Linked DNA regions of Homo sapiens: region 1 is linked to region 2. Evidence: chromatin loops called from intact Hi-C (ENCODE). Cell type or tissue: heart left ventricle. All regions are shown on one strand.

Region 1 (8,000 bases), 150 kb before region 2:
CCAGGGTGGCAGGTGGCTGCTGGGAGCTCAGTTGCCACCTTTGGAGTGTGACCTTTGCTGGGGGACATTTCCTTGGCCAGCCCCCGTTCTGGCCTGATGTTAACCTGTCGGGGTGGGGCTGTCTCCGCAGGACCTCCACAAAAAGTACTCGTACATCCGCAAGACCAGGCCTGACGGCAACTGTTTCTATCGGGCTTTCGGATTCTCCCACTTGGAGGCACTGCTGGATGACAGCAAGGAGTTGCAGCGGTGAGAAGGGTGGGCACTGGGCACCGAGGCAGGTGGGTGTCTACCTCCTCCCCGGGCGAGTAGGATGTGTCTCGAGTAGGGTGTCTCCCTCCTTCCCGGGCGATGGGCTGGACTCTGGCCTTGCCAGGCGGGGCAGTGCTGTCTCGGCCCTGGCGTCTGGGCTGGTCGAGGAGCCCATGCTGGGCCCGCCTTTCCATCCCACCCCCAGGTTCAAGGCTGTGTCTGCCAAGAGCAAGGAAGACCTGGTGTCCCAGGGCTTCACTGAATTCACAATTGAGGATTTCCACAACACGGTGAGCCCTGGTGCCTGTCTTGGGCTGGGCCATGGGGGAGGGGTTCACCTGGTGAGGACCACCCATCTCCTCCCCGTCATCTTGCCCTTTCTCCCTCCGTGGCTGCAGTTCATGGACCTGATTGAGCAGGTGGAGAAGCAGACCTCTGTCGCCGACCTGCTGGCCTCCTTCAATGACCAGAGCACCTCCGACTACCTTGTGGTCTACCTGCGGCTGCTCACCTCGGGCTACCTGCAGCGCGAGAGCAAGTTCTTCGAGCACTTCATCGAGGGTGGACGGACTGTCAAGGAGTTCTGCCAGCAGGTGCCGTCCCCCTCCCCTTTACTCTCGGCCGGGGGAGTGCAGTGGGCCCACAGGGCCTGGGGCGGGGTGCGGAGACCAGGGCCTGACCGGCACCTGTGCCACAGGAGGTGGAGCCCATGTGCAAGGAGAGCGACCACATCCACATCATTGCGCTGGCCCAGGCCCTCAGCGTGTCCATCCAGGTGGAGTACATGGACCGCGGCGAGGGCGGCACCACCAATCCGCACATCTTCCCTGAGGGCTCCGAGCCCAAGGTCTACCTTCTCTACCGGCCTGGACACTACGATATCCTCTACAAATAGGGCTGGCTCCAGCCCGCTGCTGCCCTGCTGCCCCCCTCTGCCAGGCGCTAGACATGTACAGAGGTTTTTCTGTGGTTGTAAATGGTCCTATTTCACCCCCTTCTTCCTGTCACATGACCCCCCCCCATGTTTTATTAAAGGGGGTGCTGGTGGTGAGCCGTGTGTGCGTGTCCCTGCTCTGCTGCCCGCCTGGCTGCTCTGTCTGCTGCCCCCTCCCCCCAGGTGGGTCCCCCTGCTTTTCACCTATCTACTCCTGAGCTTCCCCAACAGGAGCAGGTTTGAGGGGCCAGGCCTCTTGGAGGCCCCTCCTGCTTCGTTGGGTTCTGCTTCCTTCCCTTCTTAGCTGGCTCAGGGGCTTCTATGGGATCCTGGAAGTTCCTTAGGGACTTGCCCAGGGTCCCAGGGCCACCCACACTTCATCTGCTCCCTCATAGGCCCCACCTCCACGTCCCGGCTGGGCCCCAGACCCCAGCTTCCTGCCCTCCACCGGGAGTCTGCATGGTTGGGAGTCCTGGGTGGAGGGGCCTTTGTGAGGCTGGACCCGGCTCAGGGCAGGTGGAGGAGCTGGGCCTCCCACAGGGTGCCCGGGCAGTGCCATCCTGGTGGGGGAGGGCAGCCTTCAAACGTGTGGGGTCTACAGTCCTCAGGTCTAGGCAGGGCTGCCGGTTCTCCACCTCCCCATCCGCCCCAGGCCCCCTGCCTGTGCCTGCCTTGCACCCCCTCTGCTTGGGCCACGGTGTCTCTGCATTGCCTGCCTTTTTGCCTTCACCTCTTTTCTTCCCCGCCCCCTGCACATTCGGGGTCTCAGCCCCCAGGCTGTGAGCTCCTTGGGGGCAGGCCCTCAATAAATGTGAACTGCTGCTGCCGCCTCTGCCGTCCGCCTGTGCCTCTGCCCGCCTGGCTCACCGAGAGCTCTTGCCAGCCCCTTTCAGTGAAAGCATCTGGCCAGGGGCTCCATCCAACACCTGGGCCGCCTTCCTTCCCCCCAGTCAGAGCTCAGACAGTAGGAGCTGCCACAACGAGATCTTTATTAGGCTCCTCGGGGGCGGGGCGCGGAGGGAAAGAAGGGGTGGCCAGGCCCAGGCCAGGCTGCAGGCTTTGGCGACCTCTCAGAGCTGGGAGCGGGGTCCCGAAGGCGGGTCTGAGGGCAGAGCAGAGTCAGAGGTGTCTATGGGCGTCCCCGACCTCCCAGGCTGCCCCGTGGTTTCCCGCCCTGCTTGGGGGTGAGCGGGGGTTAGTGGGCGGGTTAGTCTAGGGCCGGGGCCGCCGCACGGGGCGAGGCCCTGCTTACCAGTCCCGGTCAGGGTGGGCTGCGGGAGCCTCAGGCTGGAAGGCAGAGGACAGTGAGAGCCCGCCCCCAGGGTGGACCGGGGCAGGGGCGGGCCGTGGGGCGGCGCGGGGCACGTACCCACGGGGAAGTAGTGGGGGAGCCGGCTCCGGTAGATGTCCTCGTCCTTCTCGAGGAACACGCAGATGATCAGCCGGTCCACCTGCGCCAGGGGCTGCTCAGCCTGGGCCGAGCTGCCACGCCTGGCCCCAGGATCCTGTGACTGCCTGCCCTGGTGCAGGCTTTCACCTGCCTGGCCCTGCGCCCTTCACGGAGGCTCACGGCTGTGTGCCATCACCCCCATCTCGCCACCGCCAGGCGCCCTTGCGCAGGAGAAACAGGGAAGGAAGGGGCGGGCCTGGCCCTGCGCTCTGCACCCTGACTCCCTGGGCGATGATGGGGGCTGGTCACTCTGGCCGGGATGCGGACCCCACCCTCGCCCGGGCCCAGGACTCACCTTGTCCTTGTGCTGCTCCAGCCACTCTCGCAGCGTGGCCAGCACGATCTCGGCGGCCGCCTCACAGGGGTAGCCTGAGGCGGGTGGGGCGGGAGTGAGTCCTAGGCTCTGGCCCCGCCCACTCCCCTGTCCGCCCCGGCCCCTCCCGGCGTCTGGGTCCACCGCCCACTCCTGGTCCTTGCCTTTCTTCCAGACTCACCAAACACGCCGGTGGAGATGCAGGGGAACGCCTGGGCGGGGAGGGGTGAGAGGGGGTTGGAACATTGTCACTGCGCCCCGCCTCCCGCCCTCCCCCGCGGGCCGTCCCTCACCACCGAGCGGAGCCGGTGCTCCAGCAGCAGGTCCAGACTGCTCAGGTAGCAGCTGCGGAGCTCGGCAGCCTGACTGGCGCTGGGCTCCCCGTAGGCGATGGGCCCCACTGTGTGGATGACGTCTACGGGGGGCGACGGGGTCAGACCGGCGGGGGTCTACGCGGTCCTCAGCTCCCTCGCTTCCCCCTGCCGGCCTGGGCAGAAGGGGGCAGGAAACACCTTTCCCCCCAAGCGCTGAGCCTCCTCCGCGAAGGCCCCCACCCCTGTGGGCCCCCTCGAGCCCGAATCCGCACGCGCACAGAGCCCCGCGCCCCCTCCCCACATCTGTATGGGCCCGGCTGAGACCCGAGCGCGAGTGTGGGCGCGAAGGCGTTGCCCCCCAGCTCCATCCTCAGCCTCCACGCACGGTCTCCCCCATGTGCTTCCTGGGGTGTGCGGGGTGGGGGCCGGGTCTTGGCCCTTAAGGTTAAGAAGGGCCCCCTGAGGAGTTCCCCAGCACTCCTGTGGGGGCCGCACCCCTGATGTCCCAGTGACACACGGGCGCCCTGTCTGCGCCCCACAGCTGGGGGCGCGTCGGGGACTCACACTTGGCCGGGAGCCGATAGCCGCCGGTGATCTTGGCCTTGCCAGTCTTACAGCTCTGCAGGGTCCGGCACTCGTCGGTAAGCAGGGGGCCGGCGGCCCGATGAATGCAGCCGTCCACTGCGGGAAGGGCGGGCGCGACTGAGCTGGCCTGGCAAGGCTGCGGCCCCGGGGTGAGCACCCTCAGTCCCGAGAAGCCCCTCGGCGATGCGAGGACCCATGCGGAGCCGCGCCCCAACCCCGTGGCCTCCGGCCGCGGCCGCTGCCCCCACCCCCGCCCGGAATGTTTCACATCTGGGGAAACCGAGGCGCAGAGCGGGACGGCCCTGGGCCTGGCGGGAAGTCGCGCAAGGAGGCCGGCAGGGGGCGCACCCGGCCCACCCTGTCCCTTCCAGGCCGCGCCGCCAGGGCCCAGGCAGGGCGGCTCCGGGAGGCGGGGGCCGCCGGGACAGGAACCGCCGCCCGAGCCGGGGTGACGGGGAAGCTTCCTCCCCGACGCCCCTCCCTAGCCCTGTCCCGGGCGCGCTGCAGGGCCCGCGACCAGTCGCTGCCTCCGCCCGGGCCTCAGCGTCGGTGCGATCCCAAGGCCCACCTCCCCAGGCGGCGCCCCATCACGGGGCGGCGGCAAACCCTAGGACCCATTTTGCGGATGAGGAAACCGAGGCCACCTTGTTACAGGGTGATCAGATCTGTAGCTGGAGTCTGGGTCTTCCAGCCGCGCGGGGAGGTGAGCCCGACGCCCGGGCCCGAGTCTCCTGGCGCGCAAACCCCAGCTGGTTAATGAACCGCCTCGTTAGCGCATCCAGCTTAATTACGGCCCCGCATGGGCTTGTTTATCCGAGGGCGGCTGCAGGGCCTCGCGAGCGACCCTGGGGACCCGGGCGCAGATAAACAACCGGGGCGCAGCGGGAGGCATGGAGGAAACGCTCCAGCAGCCCAACCTCGCCAGGGCACCGCGCAGGAGAGGCGCGGCCTCAGGCAGGCCTGGGTCCAGCCCGGGCTCACCCCTCATCGGCTGTGAGATCCTGCCCCTTCCCCTCTCTGGCGTCCACCCTCTTATCTGGAATACCGGGACAGCGACCCTCCCACAGAGGAAAACGCCGCGTGCTGGCCGGGAGGACAGGGCCCATCTTTGGCAGCTCTGATCGCCCACGCCAGGAGCTCCTCAGGCACCAGCTGCCTGGTGCTCACAGGCGGGCATCAAGAGAGGACCATCATTCCCCATTTTACAGATGGACAAACCAAGGCCACCTTCTCCTTCATCACCTCAGTCTCGGCACAGTTCCAGGGATGCCAGGTAGCTCACACCCCTTTCTTTTGCTGTTTGATCTCGTGCCCTGGGGGCACAATTAAACCTCATTCTGCAACTTTACTCAGAGCTGGCACCAGGCAATTTCCCAGAGCGTCCCAGGGATGGGTGGGCAGAGAGGTTAGGGGAACGCTGAGAACGGCTCAGGCCTGGATCCCTTCCACCTGCTCCTCTCCTCTGCAGGGAGAAAGGCAGCTGTAGCCCAGGGCGAGGCTGAGATGGAGCAAGAAGGCAGGGCCCAGAGCGGGCGTCCAGGCTGGAGCTCCCAGTGCTGGGAAGTGAGTGTTCCGAATGGGGTGCCGTGGCTGGGCTGTGGAGCTGGGCAACGTGAGTTCACATCCTGGCTCTGCCAGCCACAGATGTGTGACCCCTCACATATCATTTAACCTCTCTGGGTCTCAGTTGCTCCATCTGGAAAATGGGATAATAGCACCCACCTCAGAGCTCATTGGGCTGTTGGAAGGATTGAGTTAAACTAACTTTGTAATGTGCTTAAGGCAGTGCTTGGCAAGAATGGAGGTCATGAGTGTATCCTGTTATTAACAACAGTGTGACAGTGTGGGCATGTTCGGGTATGTGTACATCAGTGTGATGGGAGGTGGGTGCACACAGGGTGTTCACAGTGTGTGGGGGTGAGCCCAGGGATCTGTCTGAGCTGGCTCTCCTAGGAGCCTCCCGGGTCGAGCACCTGGCACCGGCTGCTCGAAGTCTCTGGGGGCTCACCGCCCTGCAGGCGACCTCGGCCAGCTGTGGGGGCCCGTGCGGGGAAGTGGAGCTCAGTGTTTCAGGAATTTAATGTTTCCTGCGGAAGTGGACTGGCCTGCAGCCAGGCCTTTGGGGCTGACCTGGGGGCGCAAGGGAGGTGGAGGGAGCTGGAATCAATGCTGGCAGAGGGCTCAGGCCAGATGCCCCCTCCTCACCCCCAGCAGTTCCAGAACAGGGCCTGGGCCAGGTGATGGCTCTGCAGGGGCCCCAGGGAGGGGCTCCCCTAAAGCAGAGATGAGGGACAGGTCACTGTCAGCCCACTGCTACCCCAACAAGCTAGAGTGCAGCCTGGCCCCTCTTGCCTGCGTGTCCCTCCCTGTCCACACACCAGCCTTCTCGCTCTCTCCCCTGAGAGTGCAGAGGGGAACCCCCCCACCCTGCTCTCCTTAGCCATAGGCCCAAAGGACCCCTCCCACACACACTCCCAGAGTCCCCTTAGCTCTGCCCTCCAGGCCCTGTCCTGGCTCTTACCTGGGGCTAAGCTAGGTCCTAGAGACTCAAGCTTCCTGGGGTCCCATTCAGGGGAGATGCCCTTCCTTCCCTCTTCCCTCTTCCCACCCCACCCCAAGGCAGCTGGAAAAGACCAGCAGCCCTGATCCCTGGGGCTACCTGGTGGAGGTGGGGTATTCCCAGTTCACAGGAGCTGACCAACCCTTAGTCTCCTCTCCAGGGCCCTCAGCCACCAAAACAAACCTCCAGGCTCCAGCTCAACCCTCACCCCAAGTCAGCAGAAAACCTGGGGTCTTTCCTGGGGAGGCAGAGCCCACTTGGGTGGCGGGACCCCCCTGAGATGTTTCTCCATCAGGTCAAAGATGAAGCCTTCCTCCACCTGTGGCCAGAAGATGGCCCCTAAGGCCCCTCTGCCTCCTCCCTGCAGCCCCTTCTTCCCTCCACCCTCCTCTACCGTTAAACTCCCCCTGATATGGCTCCTTCATATCAGCCCTCTGTCTCACTATATCATCCAGGCTGGAGTGCAGTGGTGCAATCTTGGCTCACTGCAACCTCTGCCTCCTGGGTTCAAGTGATTCTTATGCCTCAGCCTCCCGAGTAGCTGAGCTTACAGGGGCGCACCACTATGCCCAGCTGATTTTTTGTATTTTTAGTAGAGATGGGGTTTCACCATGTTGCCCAGGCTGGTCTTGAACTCCTGACCTCAAGTGATCCACCCGTCTCAGCCTCCCAAAGTGCTGGGATTACAGATGTGAGCCTGTGTTTTTTTGAGACAGGGTCTTGCTATGTTGCCCTGCCTAAGCCTCCTAAGTAGCTGGTATGACTCACCCCCCATGGCCTTTGTCAGCCTTCTTGTTGGGTAAGCACCTGCGTGGTGATTTACAGCCGCTGTCTTATTATTTTTCCTGTTTATAGAAGAAGAAACTGAGGCACAGAGAGCAAAACTTGCCCACACGGCTGGAAGGTTGGGCTCCCAACCTCAGTGGCTCTGCTTCCTCTGGGACCACTAAAGGGCCTCGCCCTGAACCACTCTGGCTGACTGGTTTGAATGGCCCCCTGTCCACGCTCTTGGGGAGGCAGTGTCTCCCCACATCAGCACGTCCCCTTCCAGCAGGGGGGCTGCCCTGGTGGCCTCTTGTTGCACAGTGTTCTGAGGCCACTGTCTTTCTGGACGGTTTGGCTGCCCCCAGCGCTGACGGCTCCCTCCATCCAGCGGGACTTCCCGTCTCCTTCGTGGGCTCTCGTTCCTCAGGCCGCTCCTCAAATGCCACTGGGGCTCTGCCTGCCCTCGCCTGAGCCCGGAGGAACCTCTTTCTGCCCCAAGCCCTGGCCTCTGAGCGGCCCTTGACCCTCCGCCCCATCTTAGGCATCTCCCTGCTTTGCTGTGGTAAAGCCCTGCCTTCCAGCCTCCACGGCCAGCATTCAGCCCAGCATCTGTGCGCCTCCCATGGAAGGATGTTGTGGAAGGAAGGAGGGCTGGGCTGAGTGATTGCCCATGGCCCTGGGCATTCCTGGGGCAGTGGAGGGCACCAGGAGTGGGCAGTCCTCAGAGCCAGCAGAGGCGGAAGGCAGGCAGGCTCCGGTGGGGCCATCCGCCAAGGCGCTTAGGATGAGTTGGCCGCTATTTAGGGTGCTGTAATATGCATGAAGGG
Region 2 (8,000 bases):
TTTTTTGAGATGGAATCTTGCTCTGTCACCCAGCAACCAGGATGGAGTGCAGTGGCACAATCTCGGCTCACCGCAACCTCCACCTCCCAGGTTCAAGCAATTCTTCTGCCGCAGCCTCCTGACTAGCTGGGACTACAGGCGCATGCCACTGTGTCCGGCTAATTTTTGTATTTTTAGTAGAGACCAGGTTTCACCATGTTGGCCAGGCTGCTCTCAAACTCCTGACCTCAAGCGATCCGCCCGCCTCGGCCTCCCAAAGTGCTAGGATAACAGGCGTGAGCCACCGTGCCTGGCCAAGAATGGGGATCTTTCTTTGTGCCCGGACATGTCCTGCCCAGGACTCTGCTATCTGTCAGGAACAAGAAGTCCACACACACAGGTCTGGTGCACCAGGAAACTCAAGGGCAGGGAGGTGGCCTAGTCAAGGTCACTGCACCCCCGTGGTAAAAAGGAGACATAAACACCCTGGCAGCCACAGCACCCCCTAGTGGATACCCTGAGACCGGCGCTCTCCCCAGACACAGGACTGAGGTCATAGGCAAGGCTGGAGAGGCAGGCACCGGCTCTGAGAACCTCCTCCTCCAGAAGAGGGGGCCTGCGGGGGCTCCCTGGCTTATCTCCTGCACATGGCAGCCCAATTTCATTAAGACGGATGCGCCATGCTCCTGTGGGCAGGAGCCGTGGCCGACACAGATGGCAGGAACCTGAGACTCTCCCGGGTGCTACCCAAGCAAGTGGCCTCAGCTGGCAGCCCACGGGGACAGGGCCCAGGGAGGCCTGCACTGTGCCTGAGGGTGTGGGGGTTTGTTCCGTCCCTGCAACTTCAAGCCCTGCCACCCGCCAGCCAGGCATCCCCACTTCTATGCTTCTGCCCAACCTCCCACCTCACTCCCACCACATCCCATACAAACACACATCACACCACACACACCCTCCATCACCCACACCCCATGCATCACACAAGCACAGACACACACACATCACGCACACACACGCATCACACACATCATACAAATGCATACGCACACCCCACACACATAGGCCAAACTCCTGACCTCACACACACACTCTATCACACACACCCCACGCATCACACAAGCACAGACACAAACATGCTACATCACAAACACACGCACCGCACACATCACACACACAGGCCAAACTCCTGACCTCACACACACACCATCACACACATCCCAATCACATCTCATAGCCCAATAATGTAAGAGTGGAAACCAGTCCTGAATTTCAAATGCCAGGAGATCAGTAGGGAAACAGAATCTGATTTTCTTATTTTTATTTGTTTTTTGAGACAGCATCTCACTCTGTTGCCCAGGCTGCAGTGCAATGGCACAGTCACAGCTCACTGCAGCCTCGACCTCCCAGGCTCAAGCAGTCCTCCCACTTCAGCCTCCCAAGTAGCTGGACTACAGGCATGCACCACCACACCCTACTAATCTTTTTTAATTTTTTTTTTGGTAGAGATAGGGTGCCACTGTGTTGCTCAAGTTGGTCTCAAACTCCTGGGCTCAAGCAATCTTCCTGCCTCAGCCTCTCAAAGTGCTGGGATTACAAGAGTGAGCCACCGCCTGCAGCCTCAGAGTCTGATTTTCTTTCTTTCTTTTTTTTTTTTTGAGATGGAGTCTCACTCTGTTGCCCAGGCTGGAAGGCAGTAACACAATCATGGCTCACTGCAGCCTTGACCTCCCAGGTTCAAGCAATCCTCCTGCCTCAGCCTCCTGGGTTCAAGTGATTCTCCTACCTCAGCCTCCCAAGTAGCTGGGATTACAGGTGCATGCCATCACGCCTGGCTAATTTTTGTATTTTTAGTAGAGATGGGATTTCGCCATGTTGGCCAGGCTAGTCTCGAAACTCCTGACCTCAAGTGATCCGCCTGTCTCAGCCTCCCAAAGTTCTGGGATTACAGGTGTGAGCCATCGTACCTGGCCCAGAATCTGATGTTCTATTATATATATATATATATTTTAGATAGGGTCTCACTCTGTCACCCAGGCTGGAGTGCAGTGGCACAACCATGGCTCACTGCAGCCTCAACCTCCCAGGTTCAAGCAATCCTCCTGCCTCAGCCTCCTGAGTAGCTGGGATTATAGGCACACACCACCATGCCGTATTATTTTTTTTTTTGTAGAGATAGAGTCTCACTATGTTGGCCAGGCTGGTCTCAAACTCCCGAGCTCAAGTGATCCTCTCGTCTCGGCCTCCCACGGTGCTGGGATTACAGGAGTGAGCTACTACGTCCCGCCCAGGGTCCGATTCTCAATGGCCTGACGGAGGTCACAGGCAGATGCCTCTTCAGGGAGGGGAAAGAGTGAGGGGGGCGGGCAGGGGGACACCTGGCAACTGCCCTCTCCAAGGATCCCCAGGGCCCTGCTGAGTGGCAAGAGAGATGCCCACAGCCTGGCTGGAGACCCCTTCAACCCCACAGCTTTTCAGGATGGAGGAGGGTGGGGGGTTGGGAGCTCTCCCCGCCCCCTTTCCCTCACAGCCCTCTCCTAGCTCCCACTGCACCCTTCCCCTCCACATCCCTGCAGCTGGACCCAAGCCCAGGCAGCGACAGCCCCTCCCATATGGCAGCAGGAACAAAGAGAACTGTTCCCCACAACAAAATCCAGAAGCTCCGGCGGGCGGCCAGATCTCAAGCTCCCAGCCCAGTGTGACCCACGGCGTTCTCCATGGGCCACTGACGCCCGCGGGGCCAGCACTGCTCCTGGCTTCAAAAATATAAATTTAAAAATCCCCACCCCAAGATAATTGCTCTCTCCTCTGGCTTATTGTGGTGGCTCCGTGGTAGGCACTGAGAAGCAATTATTCACGGCTAATGATTATAATCAAGTCAAATAGAATTTAATGGACACGTATTCTCTTCCTGCTTGAAACTTTACATATGAATTAAGCACATATGGGTTTCACGAGGCACAGACGCAGATTTATGCAGCCCCGAAAAGCCCTGCCGTTGCCAACGACTTTTATTCCACTAATAAACAGGCTGATATATGGGCTCCTGGGAACTGCAATCTCTGCTGCCCCCTGGTGGGCACAGGGGCTGGGGTGGGAGCCAAGGCCACCCAGGACCCTGGAGGCCTGACCAGTGCCAAAGCCACTTTGAACGCTGGGGTTCCACAAAGCCCTGGACGGCTGAAAGGAGACTCGGGCTCTGTGTGGGAAGCCCGTGTTCAGACCCTGCCTCCGTCATTCCCTGGGATTCCAGGCGGGTACCGGGTCCTCCTGGCTGTGAGAGTCTAGAACAAAAAGATCCCAGGAGAACACACCAAGAGGTGTATGGGTAAACTGAGGCAAGCAGGGGGAGGTGAAAGCTGATCATTTGCAGGAGGTACCATGTCCCTCGGCACCGCTGGGACAGGGGTGATGCCCAGAACGGCGCTGATGACACCAGTTTCAGCACCAGTGCGAGGTGCTGAGCCCCGATTCCCGCCAGGTGCTGAGTGACCGTCATTTGCACGTCACGTGCATCAGCTCCGAGTGCCCCCAGTAACCTGACGGGTGGTTTCTTCACCACCCTCATTTTGCAGAGGAGGAAACAGAGGCCTAGGCAAGGACACAGAGAAGGGGAGTCCACAGAGAAACTCAGCCAGCACTGCCCCAGCCCTGGCCCTGGTGCAAATGGAGCTGGCACTAAACCGCTTCTGATGGAGCTGCTGCATCCAAAACCTGGCGACTCCCAAGGGCACTTAGGAAGCAGTGTTAATCACGCCCACAGCCCGGGTGCAGCCTCCGGAGCGCCCCCATTCCATCTGAACCCATCAACACCCCACCTTGGTCCCTGCACCCTTTCTCCTGGCCCATGTTGCAGCGAACCACCAACCCAAGGGGGACAGAGCTCACAAGATGCCTCATTTTCCCTCCGGCCACTTTGCAGCTCAGCAAGAAGGTACCGCTGCAGTACCTCTCACACGCTTGCCAGTGACTGGCAGGGCTGGAGTACCCACTGGCCTGCCTGACTGCCCCCTCAGCCACAGCCCCAAGGCTCTGCCCTTCTGCTCCAGGCCAGCCCCTCCTGGGCACAGGCAGCAAGAACGCCCTTCTCCCCTAGGCCGCTGTAATGTCTGCCAACCCAGATGTGGCTTTGTCTTAGCTGTGTGTCCTCAGATGGACTAGCAGTTCTCATCCTAGTGGCCCTAGAGAAACACACCAGAACCACCTGCAGAAGCCCAAGGTGACCCTAGCTCTCCCTGCTGCCCTCAGCCAGCCACACTGAGCAGAAACTCCTGCCTACGTGTAACCTGTCACCTGTGTGCCTAGACAGGGAATGTGCGGGCAAGGCACCCCCATATGACTATCCAGCTTTGCAGTCAACAGTGGGAAGACGCATAGAGCAAGGTTGCTTCAGGAAACACAACTCAGACCCCACGGACCAGGCCCGGGGCGGCCGAGTGAACTCCCCTCTCCGGATCCTAGAGCCTGTCACTCACAGAGATTAACGGAAATGCTCACAGCATCAGCACCACCATGCCCCAGAGTCACTGGGGGACAGCGCTGGGGCCAGGCACGACCGCTACAAGCGCAAAGTGGGGACGAAGGAGACTCGAGAAGCTCCTGGGGGTGCCCTGGGCCTGCACAGGTTAGGGAGGGGCTGGCACAGCAGGGTTTTCCCTGTGAGCTGGAGCCCAAGACGAGAGGACCTGCCCCCCATATTCAGGGTCTGAGAAAGAGGCCCCCCTTCCTCCAATGCTTGGTGCAGATGCCAGGTAAGCAAAGGAGCAAGCGAGCAGGCGGGCGAGGGCCGGGGTTCAGCCGCCACTCAACCTGTTCCACAAGCCACCTGCTCGACTTAACCAGCCCTTGGCACCCCATGCCAAAGTCCTTTCCTGGCGCCTTTGACCTTGCCAGACAACCACTAGCTGTGTGGAGTAGCAGCCCCCTTCCTCCCTCCCACAAAGAGGCAGCCGGCTCCCATACTCATCACAATAAACTGCCAAGCCAGCAAGAGGCGAGCGCAGGAAGCTGAGCAGCTCCTGTTTCTAGGCTCTGGAAAGCTGCCAGGGCATGGCAGGGGACCTCTCTGCCCCCACTATCCCTCGACAAGCTCCCTCACCCGCCCAGGTCTGAAGCGGGGGCAGGCCAGGCCAAAGGCAGAGGAAGGCAGGTGCTGGTTGGGGCTTCTGTGGCCCCCCAAGGTCAGACCTCCCCGCTGTGGCCTCTGCCTTCCTGGCAGGGCAGCCCAGTTTCAGCCCAGCTCTCCCCCTTCCCCGGCCACTAATGGGTCTCAGTGGAGCAAGGCGCCCCCGACACAGCAGGTCAGGGTTTCAAGGGAAGAGGAGCCCGAGTGGCCGACACGTTGGGCTGCCATGGCGCCAGCAGGCTGTCCTTGCCAGCAACCCGAGCCTCACTGGAGCCAGGTGGCGTCCACCCAGGCCTGGCACAGCAGAGCAGAGCAAAGGCAACAGGGCGGCCACCAGGTCTCTGGTTCAGGCCAGCCACTCACCGGCGTTGACGATGGCGTCCACCTCCAGCTTGGTGATGTCGCTGCGGAGCAGGGAGATTTTCTCATTGAGCTGCTTGTCCTTTTTATACCTGGGCTCCTCCACCTTCACAGCCACCCCTGGAACAAGTAGGGGCCGGGGAGGTCACAGCGAGGCTGCCCACTGCAGAGGGACCCAGCCAGGGCCCAGGGGCCAGGGCCTTCCCTATCGACCTCCCTCCACCTCCAGGGGCAGCCTGCAGCACGATGACTGCTGACCCAGTACCAGGAACCCACACTGAGGAGCACCTACTGCGTGCTAAAATCACGCGGGGACTCCTTGCATCTTCACAGCAAGGCCACCAGCAGGTACAGTGCCAATATCATCTATCCCATTTCACAGAGGTAGAAACTGAGGATTAGGTGGGTCAGAGACTTGCCTAGGGTTATGGGTCACCAGGCCTGCTGTCTCACCAACACACCCCACTGTAAGCAACCAAATCGCAGCTTCAAACCCCAGCTCCCCACAAGCAAGTAATCTCGGGCAGGTGGCTCACCTAACCTAGGGCTCTGTTTCCAACCATACAATGGGGATAAAAATTGCACTTGTTGTGTTAATAATTGAATGAGATGGCCAGGCGCAGTTGCTGACGCCTGTAATCCCAGCACTTTGGGAGGCCGTGGCGGGCAGATCACTTGAGGTCAGTAGTTCGAGACCAGCCTGGCCAATATGGTGAAACCCCATCTCTACTAAAAATACAAAAATTATCCAGGCATGGTGGTGCATGTCTGTAATCCCAGCTACTCAGGAGGCTGAGGCAGGAGAATCGCTTGAACCCGGGAGGTGGAGGTTGCAGTGAGCCAAGATCGAGCCATTGCACTCCAGCCTGCGCAAAAAGAGTGAAATTCCATCTCAAAAAATAAAATAAAATAATTGAATGAGGTGATACACGCGGAGCACCTGCCTGCAGCAAGCACTCGATACATGCCACTGGACTAGCTCTTCTTGTCTGCACAATTCTCCCAAGCCACGGGTCTGGAGCCTGCCCACCAGGGCCTCCCCCGAGCAGGGCCTACCTTTCGCCATCTCCTTCCATGTCGGGATCTTCTTCAGCCTGACAAAGTCCTTGCAGAAGTAATGTTCCTCCCGCTGCTTGTCACTCAGGCCCTTCAGAAAGGCTGCAGAGGCAGGAAGGAGGATCAGGGTGGGGGCAGAGGAACGGGCCTGGGGCTTGCACCCCCACATCTCCTTTCTTGCCTCATCCAAGAATGCAAACCAGCTCTTCCTGTCCCTCCTTCTCTGGGCACACAGGGCAGGCATGCTGGGGAAACCTCAGAGGCCCCTAGAATATCTTGTCCTGCTCTCTTTGTTCAGGGAGGGAAACTGAGGTCTGGGGAGGCTGAGGGACTGGCTCAGGCATCGCAGACCTGGGTTGTGATGAATTCAGCTCTGCCACTTTCCAGCAGCGTCCACATCTCTCTGGGTCCCCCGTTTCTCCCTGATTAGAACGGGGGTGAAGACGTCCCCTGCAGAACAGCTCCGAGCTTCCTCCCACACACTAAGGCCAAGCCGGTTGGCAGCACTCAGCCAGCGACATTATCCATCAGTCCCACCGCCAGTCAGTTCTGCCCTCACTGTCACTGCATGCAGGCAGCGGGACAGCTGTCCTCCTCCAGGAGCTGCAGGACCAAGTGGACCTGGCACCTGTCCCCAACATCCCCCCCGGCAGCGGCTGAGGGCTCCCAGCATGACCAATGGGGTTGGAATCGTTCTCGTTTTACAGATGAGGAAACCGGGGCTCAGGGAGGTTGGGAGGCCACCCTCACACAGCAGGGACTTGAGTGAGGAGCCAGGCACCCCCCACCCGCTCACAGACTCGGGGTCCACCCTGGCCGGCTCCCCTTGCCTGAGCACTGTCCCATGGGCTCCGCCTTCCCTTGGGGGTGGCACCAGGCACAGAAACCTGGAACCCGTCTCAGAAGGGCCCGCCCCGACCGCGCCAGGCCAGGCTAGCAGCTCACGGGCTCCCCCTGCTGGCCCGAGGCCGCCTGCACACCCAGGCGCTCAGCCCAGCCTGGCACCCTGGACCACAGGCTCCCGGGATGGGGCAGCCCCCACGGCAAACAGCAAAGGCTACAATTGAGAAACTCAAAAAGCATCAAAAAATATGTAGAGGCGGGAGAGCAATTAGAGGAGGTGGTGAGAAAGGAAGGACTGCAGCCTGGAAGCTTCTATGCACATGGCAGTGAGGGGGACAGGTAGGTCCCTCCACAAATGTTCAGGGAGGTTGGGAGGCCACCCTCACACAGCAGGGTGTTTTCCCGGCCAGAGTCACTTCATCATCCAGGCCTCCATCTCCTCATCTAACCACTGCTGGCAGGGGTGATAACAACCCAAGGATGCTGAGAGCATTAGATGACAGAACTCATGCAAGGGGCCCAGTCCAGAGTCCCTGCTGGATGCAAAGGTGGGGTCATCACAAAAGGCTAGGCCCACCCCTGGTCAGCCCCCACTGCTGCTCAAGCCAGAGCCACCTTTCCTGGCAGCCACTTCTGCCCC

What was found. Peaks named below come from ENCODE experiments on the same cell type or tissue, not always from the same donor. Only the 100,000 strongest peaks of a DNase experiment are listed, where the experiment ranks them.
Region 1: it touches region 2 in a loop (8-fold over the local background); 103 of 110 quality-filtered maps call a loop at or near these places.

What each region holds. Positions count from the first base shown.
Region 1 is chr11:63,996,400-64,004,399 of GRCh38, forward strand. It overlaps OTUB1 (OTU deubiquitinase, ubiquitin aldehyde binding 1), which reads left to right. Exons shown (of 7, transcript NM_017670.3): 4 at 131-249; 5 at 458-542; 6 at 651-845; 7 at 950-2,013. The coding sequence ends at 1,147. MACROD1 (mono-ADP ribosylhydrolase 1) reads right to left here. Exons shown (of 11, transcript NM_014067.4): 5 at 3,828-3,944; 6 at 3,243-3,364; 7 at 3,131-3,161; 8 at 2,932-3,005; 9 at 2,556-2,637; 10 at 2,439-2,473; 11 at 2,159-2,288. The coding sequence ends at 2,469. Among named protein-coding and RNA genes, the nearest start is that of OTUB1, 14 kb to the left of the region's middle. RefSeq lists enhancers at 404-1,341, 2,278-3,215, 2,789-2,878, 3,216-4,151, 4,164-4,671 and silencers at 3,009-3,248, 3,899-4,478. In heart left ventricle, CTCF peaks have their summits at 4,187 (motif pointing right) and 4,399; DNase peaks (open chromatin) are centred at 2,860, 3,104 and 4,222; H3K4me3 peaks cover 2,310 bases.
Region 2 is chr11:64,145,775-64,153,774 of GRCh38, forward strand. It overlaps MACROD1 (mono-ADP ribosylhydrolase 1), which reads right to left. Exons shown (of 11, transcript NM_014067.4): 2 at 6,518-6,619; 3 at 5,465-5,581. Among named protein-coding and RNA genes, the nearest start is that of MACROD1, 16 kb to the right of the region's middle. RefSeq lists enhancers at 193-694, 6,610-7,605, 7,606-8,000 and a silencer at 7,347-7,566. In heart left ventricle, CTCF peaks have their summits at 491 (motif pointing left), 3,071 (motif pointing left), 3,293 and 7,477 (motif pointing left); DNase peaks (open chromatin) are centred at 2,597, 3,047, 5,377, 7,437 and 1 weaker place; H3K4me3 peaks cover 513 bases; H3K27ac peaks cover 1,623 bases.